Linked DNA regions of Homo sapiens: region 2 is linked to region 1. A link is an interaction called in ENCODE POLR2A ChIA-PET data of the cell type or tissue named here. Cell type or tissue: PC-9. All regions are shown on one strand. Links, peaks and the distances in the headings refer to the core of each region. The heading gives the core; the rest is flanking DNA. Region 1 overlaps LOC124901334 (a long non-coding RNA gene). Region 2 overlaps GCLC (glutamate-cysteine ligase catalytic subunit).

What was found. Peaks named below come from ENCODE experiments on the same cell type or tissue, not always from the same donor. Only the 100,000 strongest peaks of a DNase experiment are listed, where the experiment ranks them.
Region 2: POLR2A ChIA-PET joins it to region 1 with 7 read pairs; 3 of 35 experiments call an interaction of 5 or more read pairs at or near these places.

Annotation. Positions count from the first base shown.
Region 1 is chr6:53,734,898-53,751,829 of GRCh38, reverse strand. It overlaps LOC124901334 (a long non-coding RNA gene), which reads right to left. Exons shown (of 3, transcript XR_007059620.1): 2 at 3,161-3,249. It overlaps LOC124901333 (a long non-coding RNA gene), which reads left to right. Exons shown (of 5, transcript XR_007059619.1): 3 at 4,817-4,921; 4 at 7,466-7,611; 5 at 10,492-12,348. Among named protein-coding and RNA genes, the nearest start is that of LRRC1, 52 kb to the left of the region's middle. RefSeq lists an enhancer at 16,428-16,932. In PC-9, for the core only: no CTCF peak of the experiment used is centred there; a DNase peak (open chromatin) is centred at 7,289; H3K27ac peaks cover 1,465 bases.
Region 2 is chr6:53,511,765-53,514,264 of GRCh38, reverse strand. GCLC (glutamate-cysteine ligase catalytic subunit) reads left to right here. Exons shown (of 16, transcript NM_001498.4): 6 at 1-61. Among named protein-coding and RNA genes, the nearest start is that of GCLC, 32 kb to the left of the region's middle. In PC-9, for the core only: no CTCF peak of the experiment used is centred there; no DNase peak of the experiment used is centred there.

The DNA of each region.
Region 1 (16,932 bases), core at 6,335-8,834:
CCCACCAAATCCTAGAAGTGCTATTCCTGAAATTATCTATATAACATATATAATTTCCTCTATATATATAGATACACAAGTATAAATACACATATATATGTTATATATATGTATATGTATACATATCCCCAACTCTCTATTCTGAACTATTACAATGACCTTCTTGTCTACTTTGAAATATGCTTTCTAAACTTGTATGTGTCATTCCTACAGGTAAATATCATGATGTCATTCCCACTAAACTTCTTCCAATTGTTTCTCTTCCCTTTTCTTAACCCTAGCATCTAGAACTGGGTCTTACTTATCTTGTTGCTTGATCAGTTCTGAGGTAGAGTGAAACATTGCTACGTCCTAGGAAAGGAGGACATGTAGAATAAAGAATAAAGAATTCTTTTACACAAAGAATTGTAGAAGAAACCATCCCACAGTGCAGGAATTTACTGTCTGTTTTGGAAGGCACCGGAAGGGTCAAACAGCATAAAAGATATTTAGTGACCACTTATTGAATATCTATGATGTGTCACGCACCAAGCCAGTTGCTTAGGTTGCAATGATTAAAATACATGGTTCCTGCACATGAATTGAGGAAATTATAACATAGTGAGTTTTGAGTTATTATACATGTATAAAGTATTGCTAGAGCATGGAACTATGACAGCTTGAGTTACAACTTGAAGGTTGAGTAGGAGCTTGATAGGCTATGGTGGGCTGCATGAGGAGATAAAGGATCCAGGAGTTACAGCAAGAGGAAGCATGATGTTTGGGAAATGGCAAATACTTCATTGCCACAGGAGTGTAGAGTGCTTAGCGGAGGATGATGAAAGGAGCATAAGTGAAGGGGCAGGCTGAAGCACTCATCATTCACTTACTCACATGTTCATTAACAAATATTTATCAGTATTTATCAATAATGAATGCTGAAGCATTCATTTTTCACTTACTCACGTGTTCATTAACAAATATTTATCAAATATCCTGTCCAGAGTCTCCTATTAGTTCTGTCAGCCCCATGGAGCTATGCCTGGGTCATGGCTTAAGTTGAGACCTTGAAAGTTGCCTATGAGCAGTTAAAGATTCTCACTGAAGTCACCACTTGTCTATTGCTTCCCCCTCCCCTGACCTCCACTTCCAGTTCTCCTCACATGCCTTTAAACTCTTAAATATTCCTCTGCAGTATTCTAGCCACAGATGAGAAATATCATCCTTTAAGTGAATTTGAAGGAAGGGAAAAAATACATTTAAAGAGAAAAAAAAAGGCCTTGACAGTTGCACAGAAGCCTCCTTGCTACTATAAATATTTAGGACGGGAAGGCATATGGTTTAAGCCAACTCCCTGCCACACTCAATGTGTAGTTTTCATGTTTTAAACTATCAATGCTCAATCATTACTGTTGTGCTGGCAGTCCTTTCTTTTGTGTATGTGAGTTTCTCCCTATTAAATAAACCCTCTCTTTTGGAAGAATTCTCATGGCAATGACTATAATTACAACCCAAAGCTGAGCTGTAAAATGCAGTGATATGACAGCTTTTGTGATAGAAAGGGTGGAGAAACAATGAAAGCTTATAATTTTCTTTGAGATGTCTCAAAGTCTGACAGCAGCCCCACCCTTATGATGTAAATCTGCAGTGACCTAAAGTTTCAGGAAAGATGAAGCTAGAGAGACATGCCAAGTCACCGCCACATTGACCACCAGCAAACAAGCAAGAAAAGATTCAGCATAATGCTGAATTCTCTATGACTTCTTCAAATAGTCTGGAATGGTATTTCCTGACATTTCCGAATATGAGGGTTCTTTTTAATGTCAAAACTTTTTGTTCCTTACTTGAGATGAGCTGTTCTTTTTATATCCATCATTTGAGGAAATATATGGTGATAATATGCAATTAATTTATTACTTTGAAATAAGCTATTTACCTTCATTAATCACAATAGCATTTATAAATACCTGAAAAACAAAACGTATGTGCTTTAAAATATTATTTATTCAGTCTACCAACAAAGCTTGGCCCCTTTTGTATTTGATGACAATTGCAGTGGCTCAGAAATCTGTAATTTCCTATTCCTTCTCACCCGCCCCACCTAAGAGTCTCAGGCCTGGGACAGTGTGTTCCTTGTATTCATTTATTTATTCACTTGTAAGGTATTAGGGGCCTACTGTATTCTCAGCATCATGCTGGAGGTCATAGATACAAAATTAAGTGACACCTGGCACCTGCCCTCATAGGACTTAAGTCCATTGGGAAAGACAGATATATAAATCTGTAACAGCACAATGAGCACAAAAAGCTTAGGAGGAGGTGGTTAGTTCTACTGGGCGAGAGTAGTTAAAAAGCATTTATCTGGGAGGTATATTGGTCAGCTATTGCCACAATAATGCTGTGCAACAAATCACTCAAAGACATAGTAACTCAGAACAGTAATCCTCAGGCTCATGTCTGCAAATCAACAACCAATCTGCTGGGCTGTGCTTGATTTGGGCGCCAGGCTCTGGGCTCCAACTGTGAGCTGCAGATTGGGATCAGGTCCGTTCAACATGGCTCTCATCCCCCCTGGACCAGAGTATGTGCTCACTGTGGGTCACTACAAAGCAAGAGAACCTAACTCTGCAAAAACAGTTCAGGTCTCTGCTCTTGCTACAGCCATAAAAATTCCATTGGTCAAGGCAGGTAACGTGGCCAAGCCCAAAGTCAAGGGACAGGGACATATACTCCACCTACCATTCAGCTATGTGTGGGTATGAATGCTACTGGAGGGAAGTGAGGAATTAAGACAAAAAACTCAATTTACCACAAGAGAGAACCCTTGATATACATCCTGAAAGATGATTGCAAGTTTATCAGGTGGATCTAAACATCTGAAATAAGGATCAGGAGAAATAATATTAATACACAGCATTTGGCCTAACAGAAATGTTTTGAGGGAAAGTAGTTGGGACTGTTATACAAGGTGCATGCTCAGTGTCTGTCATGGAATGCACCAGGGCCATTAGTATATAGAGAAGAGCACAGCCTATGCGTGCCACAGCTAAATAGATCTAGAGAAAATTTAATGAAAGACCTCATCTTGCTGACGGTAGGCCCATATTGATCATGCAGGAGCCATTTGAGCCCAGTGTCTCTAGTGTGATGACAATGACATTAAAGAAAAAATGGAACTCACATTCGATGCTGTCTTCAGCACTAATTCATTCCTCGTGCTACTGTCTTCAAAGTATTGAGGTTGCAGTTTATATAAATTTTCTGTTGTCCCTGTAAACAAATCAGCAAAAACTTAATGGTTTAAACACAATACAAATGTATTACTTTGCAGTTCTGGAGGTGAGAATACTGAAATAAGTCTCATGGGCTAAAAATGAAGCTGTTTGCATGTCTGCTTTTTTTTCCGGAAACTCTAGGAGAGAATCTGTTTCCTTGCCCTTTCCAGAGTCTAGAGTACAACTGCATTCCTTAGCTTGTGGTTCCTTCCTCTGTCTTCAAAGGCAGCAGTGTAACATCTTCAGATCTTTGAATCTGAACACTGCCTCCCTCTTCCACACGTAAAGGACCCTTATGATTATATTGGGCCCACCCAGATAATCCAGGATGATTTCATTTTAATAACAGCTGGTTAGCAACCTTAATTCCTCCTTGACATATAACATGACATATTCACAAATTCTGAGGATTAGGATGTATGCATCTTTGAGAGACCATTATTCTGGTTTTGGTTCTGCCCATTATTCTGGTTTTTCCCCCACATGGTTCTTGGGGGAAAAAAATAACAATGCCTCATATTAATATTACACCTTATTACAAGCCAAACACTTTCTTTTTTTGTTTTTTTTTTTAATGATCTCACTTTTGTAAGCAGAGAATAATTTTATGGTGGACAAAAGGAGCTCTAGATATGTTAAGTGGCAACATAGTATAGCATAGTAGTTACCTCCTGCTTTTTCAATTGCCTTGGAATATTCCACATGTACCTAGGTTGGTGTTTACCACATTCTATTGCAATTACAGTAGCCTCCTCTTATCCGGGAATGCCTTCTGGGACTCCCAGTGGATGCCTGAAACCGAGGATAGTACTAAACTCTACATACACTATGTTTTTTCCTATATGTACATACCTACAACAAAGGGTAATTTATAAATTAGGCACAGTAAGAAACTGACAATAATAACTAATAATAGTACAAGTATACCAATATACTGTAATAAAAGTTATGTATGGGTGCAGTGGCTCACACCTGTAATCCCAGCACTTTGGGAGGCTGAGGTGGGTGGATCACCTGAGGTCAGGAGTTCAAGACCAGCCTGGCCAACATGGCAAAACCCCGTCTCTACTAAAAAAATACAAAAATTAGCCAGGCGTGGTGGCGGGTACCTATAATCCCAGCTTCTCAGGAGGCGGAGGCCAGAGAATTGCTTGAACCTGGGAAGCAGAAGTTGCAGTGAGCCAAGATCATGCTACTGCACTCCAGCCTGGGTAACAGAGTGAGACTCTGTCTTAAAAAAAATAAGTTACTTGAACATGCACTTTCTCTCTTTCAAAATATCATATTGTACTATAATCACTTAATTTCAGACAACAGTTGACCATGGATGACTGAAACCTTGGAAAGTGAAACCTTGGATGGCTGGAGGGAGTAAGGGTTACTAATGTATTTGTTACATGTCTGTATCACCACTTTAAGGCAGACATAGAGTCATTTTATGCTCCTTGCCTTAGTAGTTAAAGAAGGCGAAAGAAAATAACATTCCTTAGCCACTCATTATGTTCAACATGTGCCACAAACTCTATATGTGATTTGTAATTTTTTCTTCCCCATACTTACAGGTAAGTAAACCTGGGCCCAAGATCACAGAGCACACAGCTGGAATTCACAGCAAGACCTGATTGACTTCGAAGTCAGTGGTCTTTCCCCTGCTTCCCACGAGACAGGTAATCCCTCAGCTTACTCTTGAAGAGGCAATGTGGGCTACTGCATTTGAATGTCTGAATTCAAGCCTTGTAGAAACAACTAGCAGTAACCAAACACCATTATTTTTGTTTGTTCATTTGTTTCCAAATGACTTGTGACTTTTCTAATGGAGAAAACACTCAACCCAAATCTTAATTCCACCAACAATGAGTGTGTGCCTTGGACAATTCACAGCCTGTCTGAGCTAGTTTATTTTAGAGTAAGCAAGTTGGAGTAGGTGACCTCTGTGTTCTTTGTAATTTGAGACGTTTTGGTGTTCACACAGGTTACTACATGAAGAGCTGGGACTGGAATACAGGTTTTCTATGTTCACCTGGGGATAGCTTTTCCATCATCCCTCCTGAGTCTGTGAGGTATCCCAGTTTTTAAGCCAGAACTTTGAAACCAGAAGTAAATGGTTAAGTTTATCTGTCTATGCCTATGTGTATTCTAGCCAAATAAACCATGACACTTAAAACAATTTCAATATTTCAAAGATGTAGTAAATTTCCTTGAACCTTTTTTATTGTTTTTTATAAATTAAAAATTATGAAATAATTCAAACATTTTTAAAATAGGAAATAACGTGATATGCATGTACCCCATACCCAGATTTAATAGATGTTTACATTATGCAGTATCTGTTTCTTTTTTTTTTTTTTTTCTTGAGACAGAGTCTTGCTCTGTCACCCAGGCTGGAGTGCAGTGGCATAATCTCGGCTCACTGCAACCTCCGCCTCCCGGGTTCAAGCGATTCTCCTGCCTCAGCCTCCTGAGTAGGTGAGATTACAGGCGCGCACCACCAAGTCCAGCTATTTTTTGTGTTTTTAGTAGAGACAGGGTTTCACCATGTTGGTCAGGCTGGTCTCGAACTCCTGACCTCGTGATCCACCTACCTTGGCCTCCCAAAGTGCTGGGATTGCAGGCATGAGCCACCGCACCTGGCCTTCAATTTTTTGATAGAAGTAAGACATCACAGGTACAATCAAAGTTTCCTAATCTTATATTTCTTCTCACACTTCCCAGAGGAAAATGACTATTCTAAAGTTAGTTACTTCTATTTCTTAATTGTAATACATTTATTCATATTCTTAAGACATTTATGTAATATTGTGTTAAGTATTTTTGAAATGTATATAAATGGAATCATACAATAAAGACCCTCAGCAGTTTTTTTTCACTGAATGTTCTGGTTTCAAGATTTATCCATGTGAATATGTGTAGGTCTAGTTTATTCATTTTAATTATTGTGTTATATTTTATTGTATGACCATAACATTTATTTTTTCTTTTGATTGTGAATTTAATTTTTTTAATATTTAAACAGTGCTGCAATGAACATTTTTCCTTATATCTATCTGCTTGTTCCTGTGAGCTTCTCAAACCATGACCTGAAGATCGCTACCAGTTCATAACTAATTAAGTACAGAAATTGACAATATTAATTTAGAAACTTTAATAGCAATCCAACTGAGTACTTTTATGTCTATTGAATCCAATAATACAGAATATTGAGTTCTGTATTTTGTATGTCTGTTTTAAAATTTTATTTTTTTGAGATAGGGTCTCACTCTGTCTCCTAGGCCAGAGTGCAGTGGCGCAATCACAGCTCACTGTAGCCTCAAAACTCCCAGGCTCAGGTGATCGATCCTCTCACCTCAGCTCCTGAGGAGCTAGGACTACAGGCGCACACCACCATACCTGGCTAATTTTTTCACTTGTTATAGAGATGGGGCTTTGCCATCTTGCCCAGACTGGTCTCGAACTCCTGGGCTCAAGTGATCCATCCACCTCAGCCTTCCAACATGCTGGGACTACAGGCATGAGCCACTGTCCCCAGCCAAAATTTTATTTATTCATTTTCATTGTATTTTACAAACATATTGATCCTCAGCAGCATGGAAATATTTTTAGAAAACTTGCCTTTTTATTACAGATAGTTTGAGACTTTCTGCATGGTTTCTACTTGCAAGTTGAATTTCTGGCTTGATGAATAAGTGCATCTTTAGCTCTAAAACATATAAACAAATTCCACTCCAGAATGGTCAAACCAATTTTCAATCTCTTCTGCAGTGTATAAGTTTCCTTTTCCAACAGTTGCATTATCAGACCTTTAAATCTTTTCTCAATATGATAGCTATGAAATATTTTATTTAACTAGCAATTATCTGATAAATAGTGACGTTGAACATCTATTTATATGCTAATTACATTCCCAGTTACCTGACTTTAACAAGGCAGGTTTTCCAGTTTGCAAGTATGGGGAAAATATGTCTTTAAAAATCTAGCTATAGCAGGCAAAGTATCATAACAGGTAAAACTGGTTTTTAAGAAGAAAAGCCTAGGAACAGCTAGCTTTGACTTGATGAAGGACAGGAAAAACCAGTTGTAGCAATTGAGTACATGGACAGATACTTTAGAGTACATGTCTTTTCCGGTATTTTGGTTTTGGGACAATCCCTCCATCACCATTATGACGTTTCAGTGGAGCAATTTTCACTAAGAATTTTGTACCTGTTTTCCAGTTTTGATCATCGATGATTTTCTGGTTCTAATGAGATCAAGGACATGAAGAGGCTGAGTGCCTCCATGAGCTTCATTATTTTCCATGATCTGACCTCTCATTCTCTTAAGCTTTGGAGTTGGATGAAGGAAGAACTCTGAAAAAAAGGTGGGAGGGTGTAGGTCCAGGCACCCCCTTGTAATTCACACTGCCTCAGCCTGAGAGTTTGTGTGTGTGTGTGTGTGTGTGTGTGTGTGTGTGTGTGTGTGTGTTGTTGTTGTTGTTGTTTTTGAGATGGAGTCTGCCTCTGTTGCCAGTCTGGAGTGCAATGGTGCCATCTCAGCTCACTGCAACCTCTGCCTCCCGGGTTCAAGCGATTCTCCTGCCTCAGCCTCCCGAGTAGCTGGGACTACAGGCAAATGCCACCATGCCTGGCTAATTTTTTGTATTTTTAGTAAGACGGGGTTTCACCGTGTTAACCAGGATGGTCTCGATTTCCTGACCTCGTGATCCGCCCACCTCGGCCTCCTAAAGTGCTGGGATTACAGGCGTGAGCCACCACACCTGGCCACTTGAGATATTTTTTTAAATGCCAACCAGAGGCCGGGCGCGGTGGCTCACGCCTGTAATCCCTGCACTCTGGGAGGCCGAGGCGGGCGGGTCACGAGGTCAGGAGATCGAGACCATCCTGGCTAACACAGTGAAACCCCGTCTCTACTAAAATAAAAATATATATATATACAAAAAATTAGCTGGGCGTGGTGGCAGGCGCCTGTAGTCCCACCTACTTGGGAGGCTGAGGCAGGAGAATGGCGTGAACCCGGGAGGCGGAGCTTGCAGTGAGCCGAGATCGCGCCACTGCACTCCAGCACTCCAGCCTGGGAGACAGAGCCAGACTCCGTCTCCAAAAAAAAAAAAAAAAAAAAAAAAAAATGCCAACCAGAACTTATGCTTCCATGCTTAAAACCTATCAATATCTTCCGAAAGCATAATAAAATTGAAAATACTTGGCGTGGGGCTTTCCTCCCTCTTCCACCTATCTCACCCTCCTTCCTCCTAGCCTATATGAATTGCTTGGAGAGTCCCAGTTTATGTCAAACTGTTTTGCACTTTCATTCCTTGGTTCAAGATGCTTCCTCTTCCTGGGATTCCTTCTTGCCCCTCCCTGGTTGCATGATACACTTCTCCTCCTCATTCATAACTCAGCTATCAGGACTCTCCCAGGAACAACTGATTATTCCCCTTTGTATGCTCTGCTAAATTAAAATTTCAAAACATGTACCCCTTTGTAAAGTGGACTTTCATTCAAGGTGCACAGTTCAGTAATTACTACCAAAAGAACTACTGGTACAACTTTCACCCTGGTCAAAACAGAACATTATCACTCCCTTATAAAAAAAGTTTTACCTTTTTTTATAGTACTTTATATAAATGAAATCATATCATGCGCTTTCTGTGTCTGGTTTCTTTTGCATAATGTTATATGTGTGAGATTTACTTGTGTCGTATACAGCAGTTCATGCATTTTCATTGCCGTGTAGTATCTGATTTATGGCTACACCACGTGTTGGTGTGTTTTTTAAGATTGTGGATGGATATTAGGGTTATTTTCATTTTGAGGCATTGCAAATACTGCTGTTTTGAACATTTATACCCAAGTCTTCTGGTGCATATGTGTGTATGCATTTCTGTTGGACATATACCTGAAAGTGGAATTGCTGGGTCATAAGGTATATTATATTCAAATTTAGTAGATACTGACAGTTTCCCGAAGTGGTGACTGTATCAATTTATACTCCCCCCAGCAACTTTGCTTGTAATTGGCTTTTTAACCTAAGCTATCTTTTTGAGTATGCAGTGGTATCACATTTTTGTTTCAATTTGAATTTTCTCTGATGACTAATTGAGAATTATTTCATATAATATATATTTATTGACCATTTAGATATTCTGTTTTCTGAAGTGCCTGTTCATATCTTTTCCCCTTTTTTCTATTAAATTATCTGATTCTTTAGGAGTTCTTTATAACTTATTTTATTTTTATTTTATTTTTGAGATGGGATCTTGCTCTGTAGTCCAGGCTGGAGTACAGTGGCACGATCTCAGCTCACTACAGCCTCTGCCTCCCAGGTTCAAGAAATTCTCTCACTTCAGCCTCCCAAGTAGCTGGGATTACAGGGGTACGCCACCATACCTGGCCAATTTTTGCATTTTTAGTGGAGGCGGGGTTTCACCATGTTGGCCAGGCTGGTCTCAAAACTCCTGACATCATGTGATCCACCCACCTCAGCCTCCCAAAGTGTTGGGATTACAGACATGAGCCACCGTGCTTGGCCTATAGTTTTAATGTAGTCTAATTTTTCAATATTTTCCAGAAAGCTCACAGAATCATAAAAAATATATTGTTATTTTAGGCCACTTAGTTTGGGGAGTTTGTTGCAGAGTAATAGATAAGTGAAGCAGCAAAGTACAGAGGGGCTTTTATCTAAGAGAGCTGATTTATCATTGGATATCTCAGAAAACCACAACATTTCCAAAAGAACTGTATCAGCTTGAGCTGAAAAAGATTGAGACAGTTCAAAATGAAAGAAGTTTCTGGGTCCTCAAACTTCTATGGGGAATAAGCAGGTTAAGAAACTTTCTCAGTTGCAAGCATGGGTCGTTCCTAATGAAAAAGGCAGGATGTCACGGAGGGCGGAGGCAAGAGCCACTGCTTTCTTAAGCAGGTTACGAAAGTTTCTCAGTTGCAAGCGTGGGTCGTTTCTAATGAAAAAGGCAGGATGTCATGGAAGGCGGAGCCAAGAGCCACGGAGAATCACTCCCAAGTAGCAGGGCTGGTCACATGTGCTCAGAGGATGTTGGAATTGCTGTGGATGGGTGCTTGCTTTGTGCCTCCTATTCATGCCCCCCTTTTAAATGCAAGTGTCTATTTGTTTATCCTAGCCCTATCTTATGAATGTATGTTATGTATATATGGGAGTGTATATGTGTGTTGGTGATGAGGTTTGAGAGAGCTAGAATTTTTAATTCACAATCTGTACAATTCAGTATCTGCACCCAAGGACCCACACCCAAGGAGCAGTACCAGAGGGAACACATCTGAAGAGCCCTATCTGGATTTGCCAACATGATTTAGATGATAAGATACTGGACTTTGAGCTGGTGCCATAATGGGATGAGGCTTTGGGAGTCCAAAGGGAGATAAGTGTAAGTGTATTTCACCGGTGAAGAATGTAAAACATAAAAGGCCAGAACATGAACTCTGCAGCTAATCTCCAAAGATGGCTCTCAGTGAACCACACCTCATGGAATTCATGTCCTTGCATAGTCCCCTCCCGCACTGAATCTGGGTTAACTTTGTGACTTTCTCTAACTATCAGAATGTGACAGAAGTAACAATATGATACATCCCTCCATTTAGTGAGATCATCTTTAATTTCTCCCAATAATGTTTTGTAGTTTTCTGTGTAGAGGTCTTACAAATTTTTTAGATTGATTCTTTGACATGTGACTTTTCTATGCTGTTGATAAATGATATTTTGTTAAAATTTTTATTTTCTAATTGCTTGTTACTAGCATATAGAAACTTAATTACATATAGAAACTAAGTACAGGACTTTGTTTATTGACTATGTATTCAGTGGCCTTGGTTAATTCCTCTTTTAATTGTAATAGTTTTTCTGTAGTTCTTTTGGATTTTTCTATGTGTATAATTATATATGAATAATGACAGATTCATTTCTTAATTTCCAGTCCTCTAATAGGGTTTCTTTATTTCTTTTTCTAACTTTGATGCACTAGCTAGAACCTACAAAATAATGTGGAAAAAAAGCAACCATCCTTGCCTCATTCCTGATTTTAGAGGAAAAGCTCTTAATATTAACTATGATGTTTTTAATGGGGTTTATTTAGAGATCTTTGTGAAGGCAAGAGTTTTTTTAATAAATGAATCTTGAGTTTTATAAAAAATTTTTACTGCATCTATCAAGATGGTCATATGATTTTTAAATTCTGTTACTGCAGTAAATTATATTGATTTTTTAATCTAAAAACAATCTTACATATCTGAAATAAACCCACTTTGGTCATGATGCATTATTCTTTTTGTGTAACACTGGATTTGATTCTTTTATTTATTTATTTTAGAGTTTTTGCTTATATGTTCACAAGAGACAGTGACTTGTTATTTTTTTCTTGTATGTTCTTGTCAGGTTTGAGAATCAAGGATATGTTGGTCTTACAAAATTATTTGGGAAGTACTTGTTCTTTTTTAACTTTCTGGAAAAGTTTTTATAAATTTGATATGATTACTTCTTTAAATATTTGGTAAACTTCACTAGGGAAGCATCTAGGATGGGAAAATTTTTAGTTATGGACTCAATTTCTTTAATAGATATAAAACTATTCAAATCCTTCTATTTCCAACACTCTGATTTTGGCACATTGAGATTCTCTATGAATTTGTCTATTTTATCTAAATTTTCAAAATTACTGACATAAAAGTCACATAGACCTCTTAGGATTTTTTTAAATGAGTTTTCATTCTTGAAATTATTTATTTGCACATTCTCACTCTCTCTTCTTGATCAAACTGGCCAGATGTTTGTCAATTTAAGGCTCTTAAAAAAAAAGATACAACCTTTGGATTTGTTAAACCTCATTATACATGTATTTGTATTTTTTCCATTGGTTTCTAGTTTGTTGTTTATAATTTACCTAATTTACTTTTTTTGAGTTAAAATTTGCTTTTCTTTTTCAAACTTCTTGAAATGGATACTTACATGATTCTATTTCCCTAATGCTTTATTTAAGCCTATAAATTTCCCTTGAATCATAGACTCGGATTCAGCCCACCCATTTTGATATGTTACATTTTTAATATATTAAATATAAAATGTCTTCTCATTCCTATTGTGATTTTGGTTTGACCTATTGAATCATTTAGTAGTACATTATTAACTTCTAAAACTGGGAGGTTTTAGTATGGCATTTTTGTTATTTATTGCTCGTTTAATTATATGTGGTCAGAAAGCATATTCCATATTATTTCAGTTTCTTAATCTTTGTTAAGGCTTCCTTTATGGTCAAGCATATGGTCAAATTTTTAAATAAAATTCTATAGAACATGTACTTGAAAAAAAATTCTAGTCTGCTCTTGTTGGGTATCAGTTTTCAACATGCGTGTATCAATTAGATCAAGTTTGTTAATCATGTTCTTCAAACCCTTATGTTTTTACTATTTTTTGGTCTATTCATTCTATTTATATTCTTTACTAAAAGAGGAGTGCCAAAATCTCCCCTTATGATTATGGATTTGTCTATTTCTCATTTTAGTTCTGAAAATATTGTTTTATATATTTCAAGGCTTTGTTACTAGATGATAGCTGTGCCCAGTTTTTGTTACATATGATATTGAAAAACTAGAGTGATAGGATTCCAAAGAACCACTGCTGTTGTCTCAATGTCTGTGTCCTCCCAAAATTTATATGTTGAAATCCTAACCCCCAAGGTAATTGCATTAGGATGTAGGGTCTTTGGAAAGTGACTGAAGGCTCTGCCTCTTGAATGGGATTAATGCCCTTATAAAAGAGACCCCTGACATCTGCCTTTCCCCTTCCACCATGTGAGGACACAGTGAGAAGGTGCCATTCATGAACCTGAAAGTGAGCCCTCACCAGACACCAAACTGGTTGAGCATTGTCTTCCCATTCTCTAGAACTATAAGAAATAAATTTCTGTTATTTATAAGCCACCCAGTTTTCAGTATGTTGTTACAGCAGCCCAAATGGACTAAGACAGCCACTCCACTAGGCAAGCCTGAGTGTAGAGCCATCAAAGACAGCTTGGAGAAATAGATTGCTGGCCTTGAGCACCCACATAGCTCATTTTTGCCCAGTGGGAGCTAAAAAATATCTCCTAAATGCTGCTGACCTCCCTATGGTTTGGTACATGCTTAGTACACTCCAGACTTGAGGCCTCTGTATTTTCCATTCTTTCTCCCTAGTATCCTCTTCTAGGTAAACTTGAGGCTTGCATCAGGGATAGATGTAAAGCACATGAAATAATACCTAGCATATATGGTTACTGAAAAAGGAGGGAAGAAATGTTATGAGTTCAAGTGAAAGAAGAGCTTCGTGGAGAGTAGTTAGGATTCACCTAGAGAAAAGCAGATTTGTGTAGGGGATGGAGAAGAACGTATTATCATCAAGTAAACAAAGGCATGGAGCTGTGAAGGTGAGGGTTTCTCTAGACACCTCACAATGAGTCCAGAGTTCAAGCAGGAAAATGGTACGTGGTAGGCAGTTAGGTAAGAAAAATAAATTGAATCCCAAAATAAAGGGCCATGAGGAGTAGGCAAAGGGTTTTGGACTTTGCATCCTGCCTCCTCCTCCTAGACTGGTGACTTACTTCCTGACTAGAATATGAGATTTCTGAGGACATGCCCAGCATCATGTTCTGCACGTAATCTGCAAACAACATTCCATTTATTGGTGACTAAACACTCCGGCCCTGGGGTGAAACTGCCTGGGTTCAAATCCTGCCCCATTCCTTCCTGACTGTATGGCCTTGGATAAGGTAGTTAACTTCTGCACACCTCTGTTTCCTTATCTGTTTAAAAAAAAAAAAAAAAAAAAAAAGGTTAATCAAGGTAGCAGGTTCACTGGGTAATTGTAAAGGTTTGATGGATGTTACATATAAAGCACTTGATATACAACCTGTCAAAAATTTTGTACAGTCAAGTAGGAATGTGGCAATAACCGGGATTTTGAAGGATAGGAATGATTGGGATGGTTAGAAATCACATGTGTGTGATTCTATAACAGTTTATCTTCCTATTGATGTGTTTTATAGGCAGCTAGCATGGGCCAAGTATGTTATCATCAAGAACTGAAGAGACTTAACTAGAGCAAGTAAAACAACACCCGAAATGCAATGTACATATATCAGAATGCTTTTCAGTTCTGCATTTGTGTTCTAATTTGCCTTTAAACATGTGTTGAAAAGAGTTTGACAGATGGGCAGAGGCAACACCATTACTGAGAAAAGTCACTTGACAAATCCTAATATTTCAAAGAGCCACTCCATTTGTGGCACTAAGATTAAATTAAGACAGTGCCCTGGGAAAACACAACTATGCCAGGACTCTCCTCCTACTGAATGCTTCTCATGTCTAAGCTTTACATTTTCAACACTCATTTCCAGGTCTATTTTCAGTTGCTCTACAAAGGATTAATGAAAATAACTCCATCTGATGTGATTAATGTCTCAGAAATCTATCTCATCCTAGTGTTCACAAGACTCTGGCTTCCTATAGAAAGGCCTTCAAAACAATAAGATAAAGAAAATGTATAAAAATTGAAATGTTGATTTTGATATTGTATTCGATAACAGATTTTGGTCAATGCATGTTTATTTTAAAAGAAAGCATGCACAACAGCTTTTCTACTAATAATGGTAGGAAATTACATAGCTATTTAAAATACCCAATTCACACAAATTGAGATGCAAATGTTGGTGTTATTGGCTTAGAACAGAGACGAACATTTAACTCTTAACATGCACATTTTATCCTTAATCTATTCTCAGTAATATTTTATGTTGCTTCACCATTGTCATAAAAGGAAACTGATTTCCTTTTCTGGTAAAGAAGGGAAATAATACTATTAACCTCCCATGATTATTATGAAAATAAAGTGAAATCAAGTAAACAATAGTTTTCAAACTATTGAGAGGATGCAGTTACTCATCAGTAATATTAGAAGGAAGACAATAAAATTTGTTTTCTTCTTTTAAGGCTCGTATAAATACATATATGTATACATACATGTATATATACTTGTCAACTTGAGCAGGGCTGTATAGATAGCTCCCTATATAACAAAAAGATATGAAAATTTGACAATTTAGTATAGAGATTTTTCTAATAAAAAGCACTTTTTAAATATCAAGCACTTTCTTTGTTTTCTAAAACCATAACAGCAAATTTTTATTTATTATGCTAGAACATAATTAGTAGTTATTCGAGTGAGCACAGACAGAATTACATAAAAACAACAGGTGCAAGAACTCCTAGATAATTTCATTAATTGCAGAGGCTCTATGGATTTGGAGCAAGATGTCTAAAATACCCCAGAAGCAGGTGTTCTAGGTCTTCTTATGGCTCATGTGGGCACTTGGAGGTATTTGATGTGGTAGATAACAGCTTGCTTAAAGACAAGGCTGAATAGGACAGCTGTCAAGGGCATTAGTGGTATGTGATGGGTGAGGACTGGAGAATACAGAAGGTATAATCAGAGTCCCACCAGGGCCAACTCTGGCTAAGCTGGTTTCTGTGTTCTCAGAACCCTCTGTCTGCTCTGGTTTCTCACTGGGGTTTCCTGTGCTTTCCGCCCGCCAACCGAATCACATTGCCTTTCCGTCTAGGTGCTGCTTCCTCCTCTTCTCATGGCTAACTCTTTCTCATGATTTAGGGTTCAGCTCAACTGTTACTTCTTCATGGAGGCTGATGCCTCCCAGTCTTCATCTTAAAAGTGTGCAGCTTTTATCACCGTCTATAACTATGTTACTTAATCATCTGTTTATTATTCACCGTGTGCTACAGAAGATGATCTTGATGAGAAGAAACTGCATGTTACCCAACAGTTTCTGGGTCATAGGCATGCATCAGGTAACTGATGAATGAATGAATGAATGAATGAATGAATGAATACATTAATCTCCAAGATTCCTTCAGTTTACGATATTCTGCTTGACTATCTAGTCCCTCAAAAGGCATTACCTTTCCCCTGTATTATCTCAAGCACCCTATTATAACTTTTTGAGTTAGTAGCATGTTCACCAAGGCTAATCCTCTTTAGCATGTTAGCCAGCTATGATGGCCACATTTTCACATAACAAGATGATTTCACCAAGTTAAAAACTTCTTTGGGATCTATTCGTAAAAGTATATATAAGAGTTTACATTTCTAACAATATAGAAAAATGTAGAGCCTCCATTATAAAACATCTAGAAATGTTGGAAAAAAATATACAAAACATACTTTTAAAAGCACTGACTTTATAAGATAGTACAAGAAATGTTCAGGAGCTAAAATTGAAACAGGTCACAAACCAGAGCAGTACAGAGACAGGAAGCCTGCGGTTGTCCTGGGAGGGAAGTGGGAGACAGGAAGGGGGCGCCATCGCACTAGCTCAGAGCCAATGCATGCGTGGAGATGGCAGATGAGGTCCTGGCTCCACACATATATAAGGCTGGGAGCTGGAACTGAAACACCAGTAGGGGACTCTTGAAGGACTCTATTTTCAGTAATAGAGAGGTCCTTAAATAAATCCACCCACTGACAGGGAGATGACAAGGTATTTTGTTTATTTCAGTCTGGGTTCTGAGTGAGGAAAAAGAAAGTCTGCCCTGAGTGTTCCTGATCAAGACCTGCCCCCACGTGGATTCAGGGCTTATCTTTTATAGCTCAAGAACTCTCAATCAAGCAA
Region 2 (2,500 bases), core at 1-2,500, 230 kb after region 1:
TAAGCCGGATCATATTTACATGGATGCCATGGGATTTGGAATGGGCAATTGCTGTCTCCAGGTATAGTTTCAAATATACAGAGAGGCAAAGTGTTCCATCCATTTCTGTTTTTTAACTTCTTTATATATGCATGTTTCCTGTTCCAAAAATCACATTTTAATGAGGTTGAAATGGTAGCTGGTATGCCTTTCTGAAAAACATGAAGTTATATTAGTAAATTCATTGGAAGCTGTCTATGACTAATAGTTCTACAGACTCTGTTGTTCACCACAAAGGTATATACGGTATATATACCTTTATAACTGTAATTTCAGTTAACTTAAAATGCAATATATTCTGTCATTGTTTCCCTTCTCTTTTTATATGCCTAGTTTTTACTGCCATCTCGTGACAGGCTAGTGAGGTGGTTTAAATATTGTTCAAAACTCTGAAAATGAGCTCTGATGGAAGTATTCCAATGATTTTGTGATCCAAGGGATTTGTGCAAAGCTGTCTAGCGGTACAAAAAGAATAAATATTTAGCAGCTTGTGTTTGTCTTGCCCCTGAGTAAAGTATACAGGAGCCTGTCTCTGTTTACCCATTTAAAAATTTTCCTGGATCTGTTTAAATGATGGTGCCCCTGGCAGTGAGTGTGTCCAAGCTCACTTAGGACCAGAGTGGAAGAGCATGGAACCCATCAGGTGGCCACACAAAAGCCTGCAGTTGGCTTTTGGCTCTGTCACTACTCAGGTTTTTGGGCAACTCCCTTTACTTCTTTTGGCTCAGATTTTTCATCAGTTGAAAGAAGGGCTGATATTAAGTCCCCTTCTAGGTCTGACTCTAAGCTAATATTTATTTTATTGCCTTAACTAACAGAAGTAAAAGAGAGAGGCTGCTTGTTATTTAATGTCCAAGGAAATTTTATCCAGTTGTGATTACTTCAGCTGATTCAAAACAGCGTCCTTAGAGGCACAGGGCCGTGCAGAGCCTGGACCCATGTAAGACCCCTCTGAGCCGCCAGCCTGACTGCTCTCAGTGCAAAGACCCAGAACCCAGCCTTCCTTCACCTGAAACAGCTGCAGCGTGCACACACACTTCTTGTGCATATATCTCTGGTCTATTTATTTTCAAAACTAAGTATAATCCAAATTGAATGCTGGAATCAGATTTTTCCATTCTGAATGTGTTTAAATAACATGGCCAAGGATAATTTCTTTCTGTTTTCTTGACATTTATAGGTAGTATAAGATATGTGACTTCCAAATAAACATAAACCATCACACTTCACGAAAAAAGAGATCTTTCGACTTTTAACTGCCTGTTTCCTATCTTAATTACAAGTATTTCTAAAGAAAACCATTAAGTTCTAGAGCTTACAGTACATGGTTTTAAAATTGTATAAGTGCTGTTAAGAGTATTGATTGCCTTTTCTTGGTTTAATATTAAACCAGGGTGTTCTGCCGAAGACCGCATAGTTTCTCTGATATGGTTCCAAAGGGATATTCTTTCCACTGAAACACTGTATGTATACTAGTAAATGCTTCCTAATGGTAGATGATAAATATTTTTGTTGCTTGTAGATAGAATTTTTCCATCTAGTGTAAGCTTAGGATTGTTTTCTTTTTCCCAGTGACATGTACAGTTTCACTACTCCACTTAAAAAAAATCGTTAGCTCAGATAAAGTGTGTGGCACATGAAATGAATTTTGCCAATTCACCACCGAAATCCCTGCTTTATATCTCTTCAGTGGAACACTAAACCAACTTCTTTCCCAAGTACACTGATTTGATCTTTACAAATTATATGAATGTATTAAATTATCACATGTGCCCTGAAACTGTGTACATCTATTATGTATCATTAGAGAGATGGAAAAAAAAAAAAGAAACTGCTTAGTAAAGTAGAAAAAATAGTTTTAAAGTAATTTTGTAAGGCTAATGGAAGACTTACTGTATAAAGCAAAAAGGATTTTAACCACATTCAAATTATTGACTGTTTTGGGGCTTTTCAGGAATCACTTAAAAAGCACCAAGTTCACAGCCAGGCACGGTGGCTCATGCCTGTAATCCCAGCACTTTGGGAGGCTGAGATGGGCAGATCACTTGAGGTCAGGAGTTTGAGACAAGCCTGGTCATCATGGCAAAATCTCATCTCTACTAAAAATACAAAAATTAGACCTGGTGGCATGTGCCTGTAATCCCAGCTACTGAGGAGTCTGAGGCATGAGAAACGCTTGAACCTGGGAGGCGGAGGTTGCAGTGAGCCAAGATCGTGCCACTGCATTCCAGCCTGGGGAACAGAGCAAGTCTTTGTCTCAAAAAAAAAAAAAAAAAAAGCACTAAGTTCATGACAGGTTATGGTAGCCCCTCCCACCCCCCCCCCCAAAGTCATGTGACTTCAAATCTGGGTTGTAGATAAAGTTTAGATTAGATGTTTCAGTTTCTAACATATATGTTCCTTAGTTCCTCCCTCCACCCCCAACCCCACCCCCATCAGTTTCCTAGCAACATTGTGTGTC